2 separate regions of the Homo sapiens genome follow, and region 2 is linked to region 1. A link is an interaction called in ENCODE POLR2A ChIA-PET data of the cell type or tissue named here. Cell type or tissue: HepG2. All regions are shown on one strand. Region 1 holds the start of LUC7L3 (LUC7 like 3 pre-mRNA splicing factor). Region 2 overlaps ABCC3 (ATP binding cassette subfamily C member 3).

Evidence for each region. ChIA-PET counts read pairs that join two places held together with the same protein. Peaks named below come from ENCODE experiments on the same cell type or tissue, not always from the same donor. Only the 100,000 strongest peaks of a DNase experiment are listed, where the experiment ranks them.
Region 2: POLR2A ChIA-PET joins it to region 1 with 11 read pairs; 11 of 35 experiments call an interaction of 5 or more read pairs at or near these places.

Annotation. Positions count from the first base shown.
Region 1 is chr17:50,716,647-50,721,646 of GRCh38, forward strand. It overlaps LUC7L3 (LUC7 like 3 pre-mRNA splicing factor), which reads left to right and starts at 2,957. Exons shown (of 10, transcript NM_016424.5): 1 at 2,957-3,185. The coding sequence starts at 3,087. RefSeq lists silencers at 2,664-2,893, 3,234-3,293 and an enhancer at 2,924-3,063. In HepG2, a CTCF peak has its summit at 957; a DNase peak (open chromatin) is centred at 2,915; H3K4me3 peaks cover 3,167 bases.
Region 2 is chr17:50,659,311-50,664,310 of GRCh38, forward strand. ABCC3 (ATP binding cassette subfamily C member 3) reads left to right here. Exons shown (of 31, transcript NM_003786.4): 7 at 1-58; 8 at 1,613-1,804; 9 at 4,371-4,548; 10 at 4,640-4,801. Among named protein-coding and RNA genes, the nearest start is that of ABCC3, 27 kb to the left of the region's middle. RefSeq lists enhancers at 1,876-3,075, 2,738-3,719. In HepG2, no CTCF peak of the experiment used is centred here; DNase peaks (open chromatin) are centred at 1,081, 2,651 and 4,751.

The sequences.
Region 1 (5,000 bases):
CATTCTCCTGCCTCAGCTTCTGGAGTAGCTGGAACTACAGGCGCCCGCCACCATGCCCGGCTAATTTTTTGTATTTTTAGTAGAGACGGGGTTTCACCGTGTTAGCCAGGATGGTCTTGATCTCCTGACCTCATGATCTGTCTGCCTCGGCCTCCCAAAGTGCTGGGATTGCAGGTGTGAGCCACTGTGGCCGGCCTTTTTTTTTTTGGTGGTAGTAACAGTGGAGAGCCCTCAATAAATGCTTCATTGGGAAAACTGTAACCAACAGCTGAGAACTGCCTCATCTCACTGCTAAATCTGTAAATTGATTTTCTTCTTTCTTGTTTCAGTGGAGAAGATCCTTTCTCCTATCAAAGGCCAGAGGTTTCAAATATGCCCTGGAGCCTAACCCATTACTTTTTTTTTTTTTTTAAGACACAGTCTCACTCACTCTGTTGCCCAGGCTGGAGTGCAGTGGCGCGACCTTGGCTCACTACAGCCTAAGTCTCTTGACAGTCCACTGTTTAAAGCGATGCTCCTGCCTCAGCTTCCCGAGTAGCTGAGATCACAGGCGCCACCACCACGCCTGGCTATCCTTTGTGTTTTTAGTAGAGACAGGGTTTCCCCATGTTGGCCAGGCTGGTCTCGAACCCATGACCTCAAATGACCCACCTCTGCCTCCCAAAGTGCTAGGATTCCAGGCGTGAGTCACCACGCCAGGACCCAACCCGTTACCTTTTTAAGATTTTAAGTCATTAACTATCCCCTTCTTTTATTTTCCACCTCTCTACTGGAATATCCCCAACATTAAACATTCTCTCATTTCCTACGTTTGGGGTTTTTTTTTTTTTGGTCTTTTCTTTTTTTTTCCTTTTTGTGGAGAATGGCGTCTTGTTATGTTGCCCAGGCAGGTCTTAAACTCCTGGCCTCAAGCTATCTCCCTGCCTCTGCCTCCCTAAAGTAGTGGGATTATGGCGTGAGCCACCATGTCTAGCCTCTAATTTCCTATCTTCAAAAAGGCTCCAGCCCCACTTGGTGGCTCACGCCTGTAATCCCAGCACTTTGGGAACTTTGGGAGGTCGAGGCAGGTGGATCACCTGAGGTCAGGAGTTTGAGATCAGCCTGGCCAACATGGCGAAACTCCGTCTCTACTAAAAGTACAAAAATTAGCTGGGCGTGGTGGCGGGTGCTTGTAATCCCAGCTACTCAGGAGGCTGCGGCAGGATAAACTTGAACCCGGGAGGCAGAGGTTGCAGTGAGCCAAGATGGTACCACTGCACTCCAGCCTGAGCGATAGCTCAAAAAAAAAAAAAAAAAAAAAAAAAGGCTTCATGTCCCATACCTCCTTTGAGTTCTCACCCTATTTTGCTGCTTTCCTTCTTAAAAAGAGGTGTCCACGACCGGGCGCGGTGGTTCACGCCTGTAATCCCAACACTTTGGGAGGCTGAGGTGGGTGGATTATTTGAGCTCAGGAGTTCAAGACCAGCCTGGGCAACTTGGCGAAACCCCGTCTCTACCAAAAATACAAAAACTTAGCCGGGCGTGGTGGCATGCGCCTGTAGTCCCAGCTACTGGGGAGGTTGAGGCGAGGGGGTCGCCTGAGCCCGGGAGGTTGAAGCTGCAGTGAGCTGAGATCGTGCCATTGCACTCCAGCCTGGGTGACAGGGCCAGACCCAGTCCCCCCAAAAATAAAAGTGTTGGGCTTGTTATCAATGTGTAGTGCCTTACATTGTATAAACTCATTTAATCTTCACAATAGCATCGTGGCTGGGGGCCGGGGGAGGACTATTGTAAACCCCATTTTACAGAAAAGGAAACAAAGGCACAGAGCGGCAGAGCTGGGATTACGAACCCAGGCAATCTGGCTTTAGAGACCATACCCTTAACTGTGCTAAAGCATTATCCCAACATACGTTGATATATTTGTGACTTTATTTCTTCAGCGATTATCTCCCCTCGCCAATGCACAGGTCTGCGGGAGCATGGACTGTCTGAAAGGTTCTGAGTTTAGCTTTAAGCACAGTGCCTGGCACATACCATTTGTTGAATAAATGGATCTACCTATCTATATATATGTGTGTGTGTGTGTGTGTATGTGTGTGTGTGTGTGTGTGTGTATATATATATATATATATATATATATTTTTTTTTTTTTTTTTTTTTTTTTTGAGATGGAGTTTTGCTCTTGTTGTCCAGACTGGAGTGCAATGGCGCGATCTCGGCTCACCGCGACCTCCGCCTCCCGGGTTCAAGCGATTCTCCAGCCTCAGCCCCCTGAGTAGTTGGGATTACAGGCATGCGCCACCACGCCAACCTAATTTTGTATTTTTAGTGGAGACGGGGTTTCTCCATGTTGGTCAGGCTGATCTCGAACTCCCGACCTCAGGTGATCCGCCCGCTTCGGCCTCCCAAAGTGCTGTGATTACAGGCGTGAGCCACCTCACCTGGCCTACTGGATCAATATCTTTTTAAAAAATTCCACACTGGGAGACATTTGGTGTAGGACTGAATCCCCGTATTTTAGAAGCCGCCTTGTCTCTTCTTGCCTCGATTTCCCATCCTGTTAATCAGGAGACTCAGGGCGGGAGGACAAAGCCAGGTGCAAGAGGCGTGAGCACAGCGACTAGGAAAATGGAGTCGGAAGCCGTAATCTTCAGTTTCCTCCGCTGCATGAGGCACCATGTGCACCACGTGGACTAAAGGAGACACTTTCTCCATTTTGAAGCGGTGTCCAGGCTTCAAGACCTAGGCTCCAATTTCTCACCGTGAAGAAGCTCGGGAAAACCGGGCGCTTGGGGAGGCGCGCGGGCAGAGGCTACCCGTCCCCGCGGCCTCTAGACAGGGGCGGAGTCCCTACCCGGCCTCCGCGGGCCCCGCCCCCGGACGGCGGAAGCCGAGCTCGCCCTCTCCGCCCGGGCCTGGGCGTGTCCCACGGGCGCACGGCATGCTGGGAAGGCGTCCGCGCGGCGGCCATTTTGTCTTGTCGGCTCCTGTGTGTAGGAGGGATTTCGGCCTGAGAGCGGGCCGAGGAGATTGGCGACGGTGTCGCCCGTGTTTTCGTTGGCGGGTGCCTGGGCTGGTGGGAACAGCCGCCCGAAGGAAGCACCATGATTTCGGCCGCGCAGTTGTTGGATGAGTTAATGGGCCGGGACCGAAACCTAGCCCCGGACGAGAAGCGCAGCAACGTGCGGTGGGACCACGAGAGCGTAAGTCCCGCGGGCCTTGGCCTGAGCCCGGGCTCCGTGGGGGAGGGGAGCGGGCGCGGGCTGTGGCCCTCCTGGCCGCGGCGCGATGTGGCCAGGGCCGCACCCGGGGTCGAGCGTCTGACCCGGTGCCCATGGAGCCAGGAGGGAGGATGCTGTCCGGACCCGGGGATGGGGGTGATTTGGTTTTGTTGTTCTAGTATCAAGGGGGTCCGGGAGAGCCCTTGGCATAATTGAAAAGCACCTTGATGAGGCGGGGAAACGCGGGAAAGAAGGATAGCAGCGTCTTATTAAATCTAGCGGCTCCGAGGTTTCACCTCATTATGAAATAGGGAGAAGGGCACATTTTTCTATAGTTTGGGTTGAACGTCGTATTTAGACTAAAATTTCTGACCAGGATTCATGGTAAAAATCGTGGCGGTATTTTATTTAAGTAATTACAGCATGACGCTTATACGGGGAAATAGAAATGTAAAAGAAGTCGTTTACTTGTTAGGGTTTACCGTGATGATTTACAAGTATTGTTCGTTAACAGTATTCTAAGAAGTCCCTTATAGAGGCAGCTGTCAAGGTTTTTTCTTCCACATAAAACTCATTTGATGCTCTTAGCCCGGGGAGTAAAGGTAAATATTATAACCCCAGTTTCACTGGTGAGACTTAAAAAGGCTCACCCAAAGTCTTGGCAACTGAGGAAACTAATCTTTGTAGTTCTGTTAGCTTTCCACAATCCTATGAAACTGGTTCTCTGCACCTACTGTAGCATTTCAAGTGTTTTGATCTAGTTTTGAACATGCAGTGTAATGTTTACTTTAGGTCTTATCTGGAGAATAGATACAGAATTTAATTTTACTTTGAGGTTATAATCTAACATGCTAATTTTAAAACAATTGCTAATCAAAATAGGAAGGAATAGTTCAGGTAATGCATGCTTCTTTAGAAAACTGTTTTCTTACTCTTTTTAAACGTAGGCTTTGGTTAAGGTAAAATTTCTTTTTTGCAGTGTAGGAAAGCAAGTTGGTGCTAGATGACTCCTTTTAGGACTTTAAGAAAGAGTAAGTTTGGCTCAAGTTGTGTTGGGGTGCTAACTGATTCCAAAGTAGTATGAAACATTCTTAGAGTAGAATTTATTGTTTTTAAGAGGTGGGTTTTTTGTTTTTAACATTTAGGCTCCCCATCCCCCCGACCATTTGTCACAATAGGAGACTAAGGAACTGCTTACCTTGACCATCTTTCTTTTGTAGGCATCTTTGTTATAGCGAAGTAACTTTTTTTTTTTTTAACTACCTGACTCTGTAACCTTTCAGTCTAAACTTTGCAAATGTGTTAGGAATAACGCTCAAAATCCTAAGTAAGGTAAAAAACCAAAACATTATGGCGATTTGGCTTATGTTCAATAGGTTATTTGTATATTTTGAATTCAAGAGAAAAATGCTTTCCATTGCACTCCTTATCAGTTGGAACAGCCTTGTATCTCTGCACCCTTGACTTTGAACACGTTTTAGAGAAACTGTTTTCTTTCCCGGGGTAATTTGTTGCCACATTGCATTGTATGTGATGGGTTTATGACTCTTCAATGATGAGGCCCTCAGAATAGCAATTTAGGTTTTATGTCATCTCAGCCGTAATCTGCTTTGCTTTCAGTTTTAGTACTTTTCACTAATTTTAACTTTCAGTGTTTATTACTAAAGTATTTAATGCCTTAATGACAGATTGCACTTCACTCTAGATTGAAGGATTTCAAGTCAGTTACTGGCATTTCAGATTGATATCTGCAGGGAAAATGTTGGTAGTGTTGAGCAAAAACAAAGCACATGGTCT
Region 2 (5,000 bases), 57 kb before region 1:
AGATGGTGGTGCAGCAGCTGCTGGAGGCATGGAGGAAGCAGGAAAAGCAGACGGCACGGTGAGGCCCTCCCCTTGCCCCAACACCCAGCCCCTTCGCTTACCCCAGATCTCCTGCAGAGGACGCTGGTAGACCTTGGAGGGCGGCATTGCTGGGGTGGCAAGCAGAGCAGGACCAGGTGATTTCTTGGCAGCCTCGGGACCATTCTATGGGAAGCTTAGGCCTGGATGGCGCTAGTTCTCCCAGCTCTGGTGGGGGCAGGAGAATGGCTGGCACTTTGGAGCAACTACTCCATCCCAGGTCCCATCCTAAGGATATAAATAAACTCACTTAATTTTTCAACAGCCCTAAAGGGTAGGTTCAAGTGTCCCTGTGTTACAGATGGGGACACTGGGGCCGGGTGTGGTGGCTCACAGCTGTAATCCTAACACTTTGAGATGCCAAGGCAGGAGGATTGCTTGAGTCCAAGAGTTCAAGACCAGCCTGGGCAATATAGTGAGACCTTGTCTCTACAAAAAATAAACAAGATGAGCCGGGCATGGTGGTGTGCACCTGTAGTCCCAGCTACTTGAGAGGCTGAGGTGGGAGGATCATTTGAGCCCAAGAGGTCAAGGCTATAGTGAGCTGAGATTGTGCCACTGTACTCCAGTCTGGGCAATAGAGTGAGACCTTTTCTCAACAACAACAAAAACAGATGGAGACACCGAAGCACAGAAATTTAACAGAGGGCCTCCCAGGGTCCCCAAGTTGGTGGTGGCAGAGCTGGAATCCACATGGAGCCGGCTGGCCCCAGAGGTTCTCCTCATATCACTGCACCACCCTGCCTGACTGAGAGGGCTGATTCCAGGGCCAGGAGCCAGCACACCCCTGCCAATTCTGCCTCCTCCTGTCTGGAGGCGGCGGCTGAATGAGATGATCTTCCCCTGAGGGGTCTTCCCACTGTCAGCCTCTTATCAAGGACCACAAACCTGTCTCTGGCCAACTGCCTCACCAAGAGAGCTGACGCTGAGCATCATCTTTCTCCACCCAATTCTGACCCCAGGATTGAACCCTCCCTCCTCCCATCCACAATCCAGGCCTAGGAGTTCAATGTTTGCTCAGCCCGGAGCTTCCGGTTGTCACCAGCTGTTGGAGGAGCCTGGGGCTGGGCATGGTTAGCAGTATCCTGGCTTTCATGGCTTGGAGCCTCCACGAAGACCTATGGGCCCCCAGTCTGCCTGCTGCACCCCCTCTCAGTCCCTCCATGCCACTCCACCCCCTCCCTGTTCAGCTGCCCGGTGGCTGTACCAACAGCCATCCTTGATCTTATCTACCTTCCCTCTTGGCGTCCTCCCTGGAGCCAGCACTGGGGAGGCGGGGAGAGGGCCAGACTGGGGGGATAGCTGGGTTTTAGAGTCCTTGTGGTAGCAGTCTGGCCACCCCTTCAGATGCCCTCTGGCAGCTGAGGACAGAGTCGCTTGTGCAATTCTTATGCTGTCTGTTCCCCTCCCAGCTCTGAGAGCCAAGAAAACAGCTCCTTCCTCCTCCTCACTCCTAGCCAGCCCAGCCTAGCCCTTGGCTTCCTGGAGCCCCTGTCCCCATTCCTAACCCACTGCTCCTTCCTCCCTGGACCAGACACAAGGCTTCAGCAGCACCTGGGAAAAATGCCTCCGGCGAGGACGAGGTGCTGCTGGGTGCCCGGCCCAGGCCCCGGAAGCCCTCCTTCCTGAAGGCCCTGCTGGCCACCTTCGGCTCCAGCTTCCTCATCAGTGCCTGCTTCAAGCTTATCCAGGACCTGCTCTCCTTCATCAATCCACAGCTGCTCAGGTCTCTCCACACTCCGGCTCACTATAGCCCTGCCCTGGGCAGCAGGGCTGGCTGGCTAGCCCAGAGGAAGGAACAACGTACAGTGAAAAGAACCCCAGACCAGGAACCAGGGAGGCTAGCTCCACTTTCTGTGTGACCTTTGGCAAGTGGCATTGCCTGACTTGTTTCCTCACTCACATTCAACTTAGAATTGCTGTGCATATACTATGTGCCGGGCACCGTGGTGTGTACGTTAACAAGCATTGGGTCTTTAAATCTTCCCAACAATCCTATGCGGAATTGCCCCATTCCCATGTCACAGATGAGAAAGCAGGAACTCAGAGAGGTGAAGTGACTTGGCCAAGGGCACACAGCAAAGAAGGAATCAGGTCTGAGTCCAGGACTCTGAGCTCCGACTGAGGTGCTCTGTCCCCACCATCAGGCTCTAACATCTGTCTCAGGAATGGCTTGGACTAGAACGAGCTCTCAAATGAGAGGGTGGGAAGGAGAGCTGCCTAGTAGCTAAGTCCCCACCTCCTTGCCCCTCCGTGCATGCATTAATTTGTTCAGCAAACATTTATTGAACCTCCAGGGTACCAGAATGGTGCTCGATACTAGGGATACAGAGTTCAATAAGACAGGGTCTTGATGTCTTATGGGAGAAACCAGCGTGTAAATCAATTAGAATTCAGTGGGGGCAGAAGTGTTCTCGGGTGTCTGGAAAACCCCGGGAGGGGCAAAGAAGCCAGCCTGGGATGCAGCAGGAAGCACCCACTGGCTTGGGAGGTCAACGAATTTGGAGAGACAAGTAGGTGAAGAAACAGGGGAAAGTTCAGCCTCAGCTTAGTCACAAAGCCCTGAAACAGCATGACTCAGGTGTTTCTGAGTGGCAGAGGAAATGGCAACGAGAGGGAGGGGCAGGAAAACAGAGAGAGGGAGAGCTAAGGATATCCTTGAAAGATCTGAGCCAGGGAGGGGCATCTGGCTTCAAGGATCTCCTGCCAGGAGTGTGGGGGATGTAGGGCAGGGTGGCTGGATGGAAGTGGGCCAACCCGGTCAGATGGAGTCCAGGCCAGGAATGAGACAAGTATTCAGGAGCAATTTGGGAGATGGGCGTGTGCGCCAGAGAGACAGAGGAGTGCCAGGCAACCTGGGTGCTGGCCTGGGTAACTGGAGGACGATGGATCTTTTGCTGAGCTGATGGGCTCGGTGGGAGGAGGAGGCTGGGTGGGGGGCAAGGTGGTGGATGGAGTCTGGTCATGTGGGGCCAGTGGTGCTGGTGGGTCCTCCAAGGGGAGATTCCCAGCTAGCTGGAAGTCAAACTCTCGAGCCCAAGAGTTTGAGACCAGCCTGAGCAACATAGCAAGACCCTGTCTCTACAAAAAAGTTAAGATATTAGCCAGGCCTGGTGGCATACGCCTAGAGTCCTAGCTACTCAAGAGGCTGAGGTGGGAAGACTGCCTGAGCCTGAGAGGTTGAGGCTGCCGTGAGCTGTGATGGCACCACCGCACTCCAGTCTAGGTGACAGAGAGAGACCCTGTCTCAAAAAAAAAAAAAAAAAAAAAGAGAGAGAGAGACACCAGTCACTGGGCTGGGGCCACTGGGGCCCACCCTACTCCAATATGACCTCACCAAATGAGGCCACGTTCACAGGTACCAGGTGTTGGGAGCTGAACATATCTTTCTGGGAGACACAACTTAAGCTATCACAGAAGGGGAGGCCTGGCTATGATTATGGCTGGAGGGCTCCATGTAGTCGAGAGGAGAGTGTCCCAACAATGAAGAGACTCGGTCATGTCAATAGGTGAAGGTGTAGAGCTTCCAGCAGAGGTGGCCAGGGTGAAGCTCAGCGGCAAAGGGGGCAACAGCGCAGCAAGTTCCTGAGGAGGCAGAGGAAGGCCAGGGCTCGGGGGCAGGGGCAGCCTCCGACAGCCTGAGCACCAGAAAAAGGAGGACAAGCCACTGGAGGGCAGTTTGTGAGTGGCAAGGAGTTTGTGGGTGGCAGGGAGTTCTCAATGGGTGGCTAAGCAAGAAGGCAGGTAGCTGCTGAGAGGGGTGGGGGGCTGGGATGGGCCTGAAGGGAAGAGAAGAGAGGTGAAGAAGGCCCCAAGAGCGGGGGCGGATTAGGGACCTAGAGAAGGTTGCTAGGCAGTGCTGGGGGCCACTGAGTTTGGAAAGGTGGATTTGAGCGGCAAGAGTCTTTGTGGTCATGTGGCGGAATCTAGAGCCCCCAGCAGCCTAGGAGAAGGAGCAGGGAAGTCCAGTCAATGGAAACGTGGCATTTCTTCCCGCCATATGTCAGGAGGTAAGAAGGCAGGCAGGTGAGGCTGGTGGTGAGAGCGTCATCGATAGGGCGTGCAGCAGGGTCCATGGTGGATAGAGAACGAGGTGAAGGCAGAGTGGAGCCAGGAGGTCGTGGTCTTGAGGCAGTACTGGGTTGACCCTCCCTGGCCCAAGAGGTTGGAGGGGGTGGAGGTTTCAGAGGCCAGGGGTGCAGTGGAGACTGCGGGTAAAAGCAAAGGGCAGCAGAGGAGGGAGCAGCCATGGGGGCAGCACTGCCCACCTCACTCCTCTCTCCTCCCCACAGCATCCTGATCAGGTTTATCTCCAACCCCATGGCCCCCTCCTGGTGGGGCTTCCTGGTGGCTGGGCTGATGTTCCTGTGCTCCATGATGCAGTCGCTGATCTTACAACACTATTACCACTACATCTTTGTGACTGGGGTGAAGTTTCGTACTGGGATCATGGGTGTCATCTACAGGAAGGTCAGCTGGAGCAGGGCCCAGGGGAAAGGCTGGCCCTGGGCAGCTTGCAAGAGGCTCGCAGCCAAGTCCACCCACTACTGTCTACCTGCAGGCTCTGGTTATCACCAACTCAGTCAAACGTGCGTCCACTGTGGGGGAAATTGTCAACCTCATGTCAGTGGATGCCCAGCGCTTCATGGACCTTGCCCCCTTCCTCAATCTGCTGTGGTCAGCACCCCTGCAGATCATCCTGGCGATCTACTTCCTCTGGCAGGTGACTCTCCAACCCTGACCTCTGCCTCCTTCCTCTGACATGCTGCAGAAGTGGCAAGAGAGGATTATTCTGGAACTGGGAGCATGGCACATGCTTGTAGTCCCAGCTGCTCAGGCGGCTGAGGCAAGAGGATCACTTGAGCCCAAGAGTTCTGGCTGCAGTGCGCCACGATTGTGCCTGCGAATAGCCACCACACTCC